2 separate regions of the Mus musculus genome follow, and region 1 is linked to region 2. Evidence: chromatin loops called from intact Hi-C (ENCODE). Cell type or tissue: left cerebral cortex. All regions are shown on one strand.

Region 1 (5,000 bases), 400 kb before region 2:
CACATCATTCATTTAAGTACAAGTATCACTTTTGCAATTCAAGTTTCTTTTGATAAAATTTTTTTCTTCGCAAATGAAGAATATTCTTTCTTTTATGATCTGTATCAGAACTCCTCCTTCACTTCAGAGTGTTTGTGTAGAAATTTCTTTATATAAAGCAGCATCAAATCTAGTGTTCTTTCATATCCAGATAAAACACAGAGCTATCCTCTGAGATATGGGAGATACCTCGCAGATCTCACACATTCTTTATTCAAACCACAGAATGAATGAGAGAAAAAGACAGAGGGAGAGAGAGAGAGAGAGAGAGAGAGAGAGAGAGATATTAAGGAAACAAGAAATGGAAGAATATCATTCCTTAAAGTTTATCTGTACACTATCATTAGAAGAAAAGAGAAAACTTATTTCAGTCAGAGTTTTCCCTCTGGCTTGTGGCACTGTAGGCTTTTCTGACTTGGAGTGTTATGAACAGTACCTCCACTGTTGACCTGAAAAGTTTTAAGTGACTAATTATCTAATGCAGTGTGCTTTATTAAGCACAGAATGAGCAACTGATAGACAACCCAGCCTAGAATTTGTTTGGTAGAGTCGGCAACTATTGCTACGCATCTCAGAACAGGAAGGCTTGTTTTCATGTTACCGCCATGTTCTGACATCATAAATGCACAATGACCTCTGAGTGGTAGCTCCTTTCCCTCTCTTCCTGCCTTCCCTAAGAGCTCAAGACAAAAAACCATGACAACATAAGGCTATAAGAGGCCTGGAGAATACCTAGACATGGGTATCCCACTTCTCCCATGAAACAAGCCAAGGGAATGGAGAGCTGATTCCTGCTTTGGTCCTCCTTAAATGCACTTGAGAGTGCACAGTAAATGCTGGTGTATAAAGATACCAATGGAAAGCCTCTGCCATCGCTCTTCAGAGACCATCAACTTACACTTTTTTTATATATTAAGACAAGTTGCCTCGTTGGACTGGAACTCACAGGGTTGGTTAGGTTGACTGGCCAGTGAGCCCCAGGGATCTACCTATGTCTGTCTCCCCAACGCTGGGACCATGAGCTTGCTCCACCCCTCCCAGCTTGCTTGCAGGACAAGCAGTTCACTGAGTAAGCCATCTCCCCAGCCCTTCACCTCCATTTCAGAGTATACCAGGGGTTTCCTTCCCAACTTCCTCCCAGGAAACTTTCTGCCTAGTTTGATTCCCCATGCCCCATGCTCTGGAAGACCTTCCCACACCCTCTGGAGGCCACACTCTCATTTAAGACCCTCGTGGTTTTTAGCACCCTCCTGACCTGGACTGTAGTTGCCCTGATCGTTTTAAATGAATTATCAAGGCATGACCAACTATGATGTGTGTGAAGGGTGTCCAACCACATTTCCCTGATGCCCTCTGCTCAGACAGGACTCTGGTTCCAAGTAAGAATACAGTGGAGTGGTTAATTCTTACAAGGTTAATTTCTCAAATTAATGTAACTTCTCATCATTTCTTCCTTCATGAAATATTTCTAAAGGCCACAGGGACATGATCCTGTATGCCACCACCCCATCACAGGCACAGACTACTCCCCATGTATTCTCTGATTACTACACATATGCTGATCTCATATCTTCTTTGAAGATCTTTGATCTCATCCCAAGGAAGGTAGGGGCAAGATAAGAACCTTCCAGTGGCTGCTTTGTTCATTAACTGGGGCCACAGAGGTCTTGTTGACCTCTAACCCACAGCTCAGTTTCTTGACAGAATTCGCACTCTGGTCACACAGCATCCACAGAACACTCTGCAGGAAGGGTGCTCTCCACCTCTGAAGATGGTGTTTTATAGAGTCCTTGTGTTTCCTTAAAACCAAACCCAAGTTCTTTAGAACAACCCATTTTATTTTCTAGCCTTCATGATTACCTCGTTTATCTTGTGATACTGTGGTCTTGAATTCCTCTTAGAATAAGGTGAAATAGGATTAAGTAAATAAGTCAATGTCTAGTCTTGTCCAATTACAACTGGTTTGATCCCAGGTAACTGGCCCTGAGTTACATTTCTTTACATGTCAACACATACTACATTAAGTTCAGAGCTAATTGCCCTCTATGTACATGTATTAATTTTCTGAATACCTTCAAGGACAGCTTCCATTTCATGTGTAGCCACAATCAGGCCCTGCCATTTGATTATGGAAATAGCAACAGGTTTTAAATTGATGTAGAAAGAATGAAGAGGAAAGTCTAACAAAAAAATAGAAAAAGAAGATTCTGTAATTTTCTTTTGAAATTATTTTACGTGTATGCTATTGGTATTTTATTTGATTCTCAAATTTTCAGAAACATGTGGCTGAAAATAGGTTCGTTGGCCCTTCTGTAGAAGGTTGCCTATTGCTACACTGGAAGTTCAGATTCTGACCACCAGGGGGCGCGCTGCACACTGGCCTTAGGTACCCAGGCTAAAGCATTAAACATCAGCAACACTTATTTGTAGTCCGAAAAGAAGAGCATCAGACTAGATTATAGATTTCTCCTCTAGAAGTACCCACAGGAGGGTAAGGATGGCAGACAGGATAAATGGTAAAGAGAATCTGATCTCTCTAAATAAAATTGCTTTTTAAAGCTTCTGTGTAGAAGGCTTGAATGTTCCTCTCCATCTTGCTAATGATGTCACCATGATGTTGTTAATGTTTTCTAGCCCTAGTCAATGCTATGAGTAGAAAGTCGTGATTAGCATCAACCATGCAACTGTCTGTTGTCAAAGAGCAACTAAGAAAGGCCAGATAAAGCTTTAAAATGGTTTAATGCCTCCAAAGTTCCCGACACCTCTCTCTAAGCTTGACTCTCATCATAACACTTGACACAATATGAGGTTTTCACATTGGATCTTCTGTTCTGAAACTATTTCGTATGCATATATTTAGCACAGCCCCTTTTGAGGACTGGCTTGCATAAGAGGACTGATCCCAGCACGAAACCTGTAGAGCCAGAAGTGAGCATTTTCAAGTATCAAGCGCTCACTTCCTCTCCAGAGAAAAATATTGTTACTGGATAAATGTCTGCAGTGCACAGTAAAGACCCCCAGATGCCTCAACAGACTCCATTCTCTTGCTGTCCATAGTGTTTCAATTGATTTGTTGGAAGAATTGAGGGGTGAGTTGATTTTACATCCAGTATAACAAGACGCAAACGTAGGAAGCCTGCATGGATATATGAACACAGGCCCGGGATCATCTGGAGACATAAGCCCCATGGCTGGAGAGACTCTAGATTTCCTGAGAGCCTCTGAGACTTTCCCAGAGAAGCAAGAAGAGACGATGCTCATACGATCTAGAGCGTTTATCTGACATCCCATTTGCAGGAGGAAAACTCCTTGCTCTCTATTTCATTGCCTCGCTCAGCAAACTGAGGCGATCTCTCCAAGTGTCTGTTACATTTACGTTTTTCAGTCTCCATCACAGGACTGCTTAGTGTCTATAACGTGACCCTGATGCATTATAGTTCTGTAACATCACAAGCTCAAATACGACTGGAATGGTTCAGCTCATATGAGCACAAGAAAATGGTAACTGGGAAGACAGCATGTAGCTATTCCACCTGTTATGGAAAGGGGGCAACTATTACTTAAATTTCACATTAGATATCTGTATAAAAACTTGGCACACTATGTGACTTTATGACAAAGATTAAGAACATACTTTCAGACCTATAGTCACAGGTGCCTTGGAAATAAGAATATTAATGGTACTGCTGAGCTGTGTGGGTGAAATCTGGTTTATCTTTCCTTAGTACCTGTTGGATTAGCAACATACTAAGTGTGAAAGCTACAAATGACATTCAGAGGCAAAAAGATATAGATAGATGATAGATAAATAGATAGACAGACAGATAGATAGATAGGATGGATAGATGACAGATGGATAGAAAGATAGAGGATAGATAGATACATACATACATAGATGAATAGATAGATAGATATAGATAGATAGAGGATAGATAGATAGATAGATAGATAGATGATAGATTGATGGAATGATAGATAGATAGATAGATAGATAGATAGATAGATAGATAGATAGATAGATAGGATAGATAGATGATAGATGGATGATAGATGGAATGATAGATAGATAGATAGATAGATAGATAGATAGATAGATAGATAGATAGAGGATGATAGATAGATAGATAGATAGATAGATAGATAGATAGAGGATGATAGATAGATAGATAGATAGATAGATAGATAGATAGATAGATAGATAGATAGATAGATAGAGGATGATAGATAGATAGATAGATAGATAGATAGATAGATAGATAGATAGATAGATGATAGATAGATGATAGATAGATAGATGGAATGATAGATAGATAAATAAATAGATAGATAGATAGATAGATAGATAGACAGACAGACAGACAGACAGACAGACAGACAGATTAAAAAAGCAGAAAAAAAGCAGAAGGAAGAGTTCCCATTTCTCTGAAAGGTTTCAACTTTCACATTTTAACTCTTCTGCAAAAGATCTTTGATGTTTTATGTGAACTGACCATCTGAATTTGAGAGAAAAATAACATAGCTGCAAGAATCTAATGCCTGTGCTCTGTCTCCTGCATACTATTATCTTTATGTATCTATAAACAGAGTACAGCCACTGACCCCAATAAAGTCTAGAACTGCAACAAAATTGCTGACAAGAGTCACTGTAACCCCATGTGGAGAACTCTATGTATCTAATTTGCTGGAGTTGTTACACCTACTACAGAGATTAAGTGGATCATCCCCCCTCCCCCAGTCTCTAAGATCCTGAGATCCTGGCTGGACTCCATGAGCATGATTCTTGAGTGAGGAATTTCCAGAGACACTGGTTTACCTGCGCACGCGTTCCACCTTCTCGTCAGTGCGAACAAACTTCTTGGCATTCTCTCCCTTGCCAAAGCCAGCGCAGTCTTCTGGGTTGGCAAAAACCTATTCCAAATACGAAAAAGAAGAACAACCAAAAAATTCACTTGTGCTGGGGA
Region 2 (5,000 bases):
AGGGCAGCCATGCATACAGCCGCCCAGAGTCCACACAGGAGGGGAGAAGGGAGCTTCCCAGGCTCCTAGTCTCACACAAGCTCTTACAAACACAAAAATAAGAGACGATGACCTCGGGGAGCCAGAACCCCTGTTATCACAACTCACTTAACGAGCAGTCTAAGCCAGGCTTCCTATAATCCTAGCCCTTGAGAGGTGGAGGCAGGAGGATTAAGATTCAAGGTCACACTCACCTAAAAATGTTCTAAGCCAAACTATAATATGTCAGATCATTTCAGGGACTGGAGCAACAGCTTAGTGGTTAAGAGCACTGGTTGCTCTTCCAGAGGACCTGAGTTTGAGTCCCAGTACCCAGATGTCAGTTCACAACTGCATGTAACACCAGTCCCAGGGGAGACAAGGGCACCCAGGCACCCATGTGGTACATAAACGTACATGCAGACAAAACACCCATACACAAAAAAATAAATAAAATTAAAATTAAATTAATATTAAAAATTTTTAAAAATACCATCTCAGAAATACACACACACACACACACACACACACACACACACACACATATATATATATATATATATATATATATATATATATAACTTCATAAGTGCACAAAGGTAAAAGATGAATGGATATTCCATTTATAATCTTTTTTAAAAGGACTTTGAATTGGGCTGGTGGAGATGGCTCAGTGGTTAAAAGCACTGCCTGCCCTTGCAGAGGACCCAAGTTCTACTCCCAGCACCAAGAGCTCACAATGGTCTGAAGCGCCAGCTCCAGGAGAGGTGATAACTTCTTTCAGCTTCCAAGGATACCAGAATGTACATGGCATACAGACATATATGCAGGTAAACCACCCATATGCATAAAGCCCAAAACCAGCCACCTCAGAACACGATGAAGTTAGACCACAGCAAATGGGGGAAAGACACACTCACCACCTTTGTAAAATAAAAGCCAAGGGAATGTCATGCCCAGGGTGCCTGCTAGCAGGGTTTGGTTTCTCAACACCCTTCTTGCAGAAAGAGTGGACTTTGAGCTGCTTTGGCTTCATCCTTGTGTTCCTTTGTGCTACACCAAGATTATTCTTTGTTTTGAACACCCTCAACCATAGCTATATATGTACCACTTGTTACTAACAGTGTCTGTTAAACTGTCCCTGTTTCTTCACAATTAAGATCTGCTTGAAACTTTTCCCTTAACAGAAACAGTCTGACATGAAGTAAGACATTGGGAAAATGCTCCCCAGTACAAAATCCCCACTTTCCAGATACCTCTGACGAGGCACAAATTTGAAATGAAGTTGTTGCGCTGGCTCGCTTTATGCCAACTCGACATTAGCTAGAGTCATCCGAGAAGGGGGAACTGCAACTGGAGGAAAAATGCCTACACAAAGATCAGGACGGAGTCAGGCCTGAAGGGCATTTTCTTAATCAGTGACTGATGAGGGAGGTCCCAGCCTACCGTGGGTGGTGCCATCCCTGGGCTGGTGGTCCTGGGTTCTATAAGAAAGCAAGCTGAGCAAGCCAGAAGGCAGCATCCTCTCATGGCTCCTGACCCCTGCCCTAGTTAAGTGTCTGCTCAAGGCTTGCTTCAAAGACGAACAGGGAGGGAAATAAGCCCTTTCTCCCCCAACTTGTTTTTGCTCATAGTCTTTCCTCAGTTATAGAAATCCCAAGACAAAACCACCACCATAACTGTGAGATGCCTTTAAAAACAGATGTCAAGCCGGGCGTGGCGCCGCATGCCTTTTATCCCAGCACTTGGGAGGCAGAGGCAGGCGGATTTCTGAGTTTGAGGCCAGCCTGGTCTACAAAGTGAGTTCCAGGACAGCCAGGGCTACACAGAGAAACCCTGTCTCGAAAAACCAAAAAATAAATAAATAAATAAATACATAAAATAAAAACATAAAACCAGATGTCATCAAATGGCCTTTGACTGACATTCAAACCCAGAAAGGCAGGGCACTCATGGCTCCTGTCTACACACAGCTGCATGGACAGATTCGCCAAACAGTAAGTAAAGATGTATTCCACTGGTCCACATGTAAGGGCCTAGGTTACTTGGGGAACTGAAGAAAAAAAAACATGTTTATGGACATTTTAAGGAAAGGTCTAGAACATGTTGGTTGACAGACCCTGGAGGGATTAACAAACAACCAGCATGGTGGTTTCCTGAGTGTGCTCCAGAACCACCCAGACCCAGACGGTTGGACATCCACGTTCTGCTATTACAATCAGAGCATCCCTGTCTGGAAAGCCTCTTTTACACATCCCCTGCTGGGAGAAACTTTCCTTGCAGAGTTCTCATCCTAAAAATCAAGTTCAGGGCCAGCCAGATGGCTCAGTGGGCAAAGACAATTACTGCCACACTTAGACATCCTGAATTTGAATCTTGGCTGTCAAAAGGTAGAAGGTGAGATAACTGTGAAAGCTGCCCTCTGATCTCCAGAGGTGTGCATGCGCGTATTCCCACCCCCAGCACTAACACACACACACACACAAAGTAGACAAATACATTTGATTTTTAAAAGCTGTCTTAAAGGCTGATGAGATAGATGTCTCAGCAGTCAAGAGCTCTTCCAGAGGCCCTGAGTTCAACTCCCACATGGCAGCCATAGACCATCTGAAATCCAATCCCAGGGGATTGGATGCCCTCTTCTGGCCTCAACAGGCATTGCACGTGTAATGGTAAACAGACCGTGTACAGGCAAAATCTCACACATAAAATAAAAATAAAATGAAAAAAATTGTAAATAACAATGACTAATGAATTCTACAATCTCCCTGGTGATAACTGCATTTTCCTAAAAATTTTTTAATACAAATGTGTTTAAATAACGCTAATTTCTTTTTAAAAAGTAGTACTCATTAAAAACATTAAGATGTCTTTAATCAGCAAAAAACCACAAAACTCATCAATTAAAGCAATGTTGAAATTAATACAGAACAATTTTTTTCATAGTACATATATAATTCACGTGATTTACTTTAGCAGATTAGATTACAGCTGTGTCACGCCTAAGGATTAATACCACAGCACACAAAAACTCTTGCAATCTATGTGATTATAACAAGAACAGTAAGGAAAATATAATCTATACATGGAGGTGTGAGTGCACATTAACTATTACTCTAAATAGCAGCTGTTAATGTCTACACTGTTACTTTGCAACACGGGAAAGGTAGTGTTTTGATGGCTTTTTAAGAAAGCTCTTTCTATATAGTCCAGGCTAACCTGACACACAACTGATGCTGGGGTTACAGGTGTGTGCAATAGCACCCAGCCCAGGACTTACACTTTAAGAAAGTAAAAATGGCCGGACAGTGGTGGCGTACGCCTTTAATCCCAGCACTTGGGAGGCAGAGGCAGGTGGATTTCTGAGTTCCAGGCCAGCCTGGTCTATAGAGTGAGTTCCAGGACAGTGTAGAGCTACACAGAGAAACCTAGGGGCTGGGGGCGGGGGGGGGGGGGGGGAGTAAAATTGGCTTAATTGCATCTCCTGAAAGGAAAATTTGAAACTTTAAAAGAGCTGTTGGGGGGGGGGGGGAATTATGTTACATCCTCGACCTTGTACAAAGATGCAGACTAGCTTCATCTTCAGCCCTTAGTCCATCTTCCAGGGTCACTGCTAAAGTTTACACTGCAGGGATAAAGTGTAAGGCTCTGTTGGAGAGAGGGACTAAAGTGCCATTAACCTGGTACAGAGACTACCTGTCAAGCATGCAATTCTAAACACTTCTAAAGTCTAGACTGGCAAGTCCCTTCTGAAAAGAGTAACCCTGTGTATCACTCACAGCCACTCAAAATCAGTCCCTATGAAAAGAACTTAGTGCGCTCATTATCGTTGCTTATTCAACACTAAGTGCAGAGAAATATACCAGCGGCTCCAAGTATCCCCTCCTCACACTATCCAAACCACCTTCAGACAGAAGTAGCTTCCTAATAAATAACTACTTTACAGATGCCGGTATATAAGCACAGAGTGAGTAATTTACCCAAAATCACACACCTAAGAGGGTCCAGGATACAAAGCAAACAATCTATTATGCAAAGTTAAGTCATTGACATTTGGCTCAGTCACGTTTTTGCTACGTTTGAATTACAGACTTTTAATTTTTTTTCCCAGAAATATCTGAACTAGTATCAATAAGGTGAAAAATAGTTTTAAAAAGAACATTTTGTCTAAGCATTTAAAATCATTTTTAGCAGACGGCGATGACCACCAGCACAGCCAACTTTGGGAATGGCTACGTGAGTCCGGCAGTAAATGAATGGCACACAAGTACCCGGCAGGCTTTTCACTCGGGTTGGTTTACTGCGACCACAGAGCTACATAGTGCAAAGATCTAATTAACCCTTCCTTGCTTCCGCTTAAAGGGTTAAGACTGCATAGAGCCTGGCGACAGGGCTGTCCCCGAGTTCTGCCTCAGTTCAGGTCTCCGCCCTCCGGGGATCGCCCTGGGCACCCCCACCCCCAACCTGGCGAAGGGGAGCGCAACCCGCTGGCCCTTACCGAGCTCTGTGCCCCGGCAGTGAGCAGCCATTGTGGCCACCGCTGAAAGCCAACCCTTGCTCCAGGTCGCCACACGGGCCTGGCCTTCCTCCTTCCTGTCAAGTCCCCGCCCAGAGCCACGCCCCTTTTGCAACGCCCTACCAAAGCCACGCCTCTTCGGTCCTGTACCACTTAAACTTTTCTCCAGCTCCTGGGCTTGGAGCCCAGCCAGGTCATCACCCTACCTGTTCCCTGTCTTTCCAGGTCAGGCCTGTGACTTGAGCATTCCCCAGCTCCAGAAGTCTCCCAGACCATTTTTAAATGCTTACATGGCCAATTGAACTAGACAGAATCAGACTTAGGAACTTTAGCTGTAGGATCATGTGAGTGGCAGGACTGGATTCTTTCTTGCATGAGCGGAGCAATGTAGTCTTGGACCCGAATTGTGGGTAGTGTTCCAGAGCCCTCAGGGGACAGCCAAGGTAGTCTAGGAGCTAGAACGCGC

Evidence for each region. Peaks named below come from ENCODE experiments on the same cell type or tissue, not always from the same donor. Only the 100,000 strongest peaks of a DNase experiment are listed, where the experiment ranks them.
Region 1: it touches region 2 in a loop (4-fold over the local background); 10 of 42 quality-filtered maps call a loop at or near these places.

The regions. Positions count from the first base shown.
Region 1 is chr6:138,150,715-138,155,714 of GRCm38, reverse strand. Mgst1 (microsomal glutathione S-transferase 1) reads right to left here. Exons shown (of 4, transcript NM_019946.5): 3 at 4,853-4,947. Among named protein-coding and RNA genes, the nearest start is that of Mgst1, 13 kb to the right of the region's middle. In left cerebral cortex, a CTCF peak has its summit at 2,397 (motif pointing right); a DNase peak (open chromatin) is centred at 2,404.
Region 2 is chr6:137,754,155-137,759,154 of GRCm38, reverse strand. Dera (deoxyribose-phosphate aldolase (putative)) reads right to left here and starts at 4,578. Exons shown (of 9, transcript NM_172733.1): 1 at 4,517-4,578. The coding sequence starts at 4,547. In left cerebral cortex, a CTCF peak has its summit at 2,662 (motif pointing left); DNase peaks (open chromatin) are centred at 2,626 and 4,623; H3K4me3 peaks cover 1,012 bases.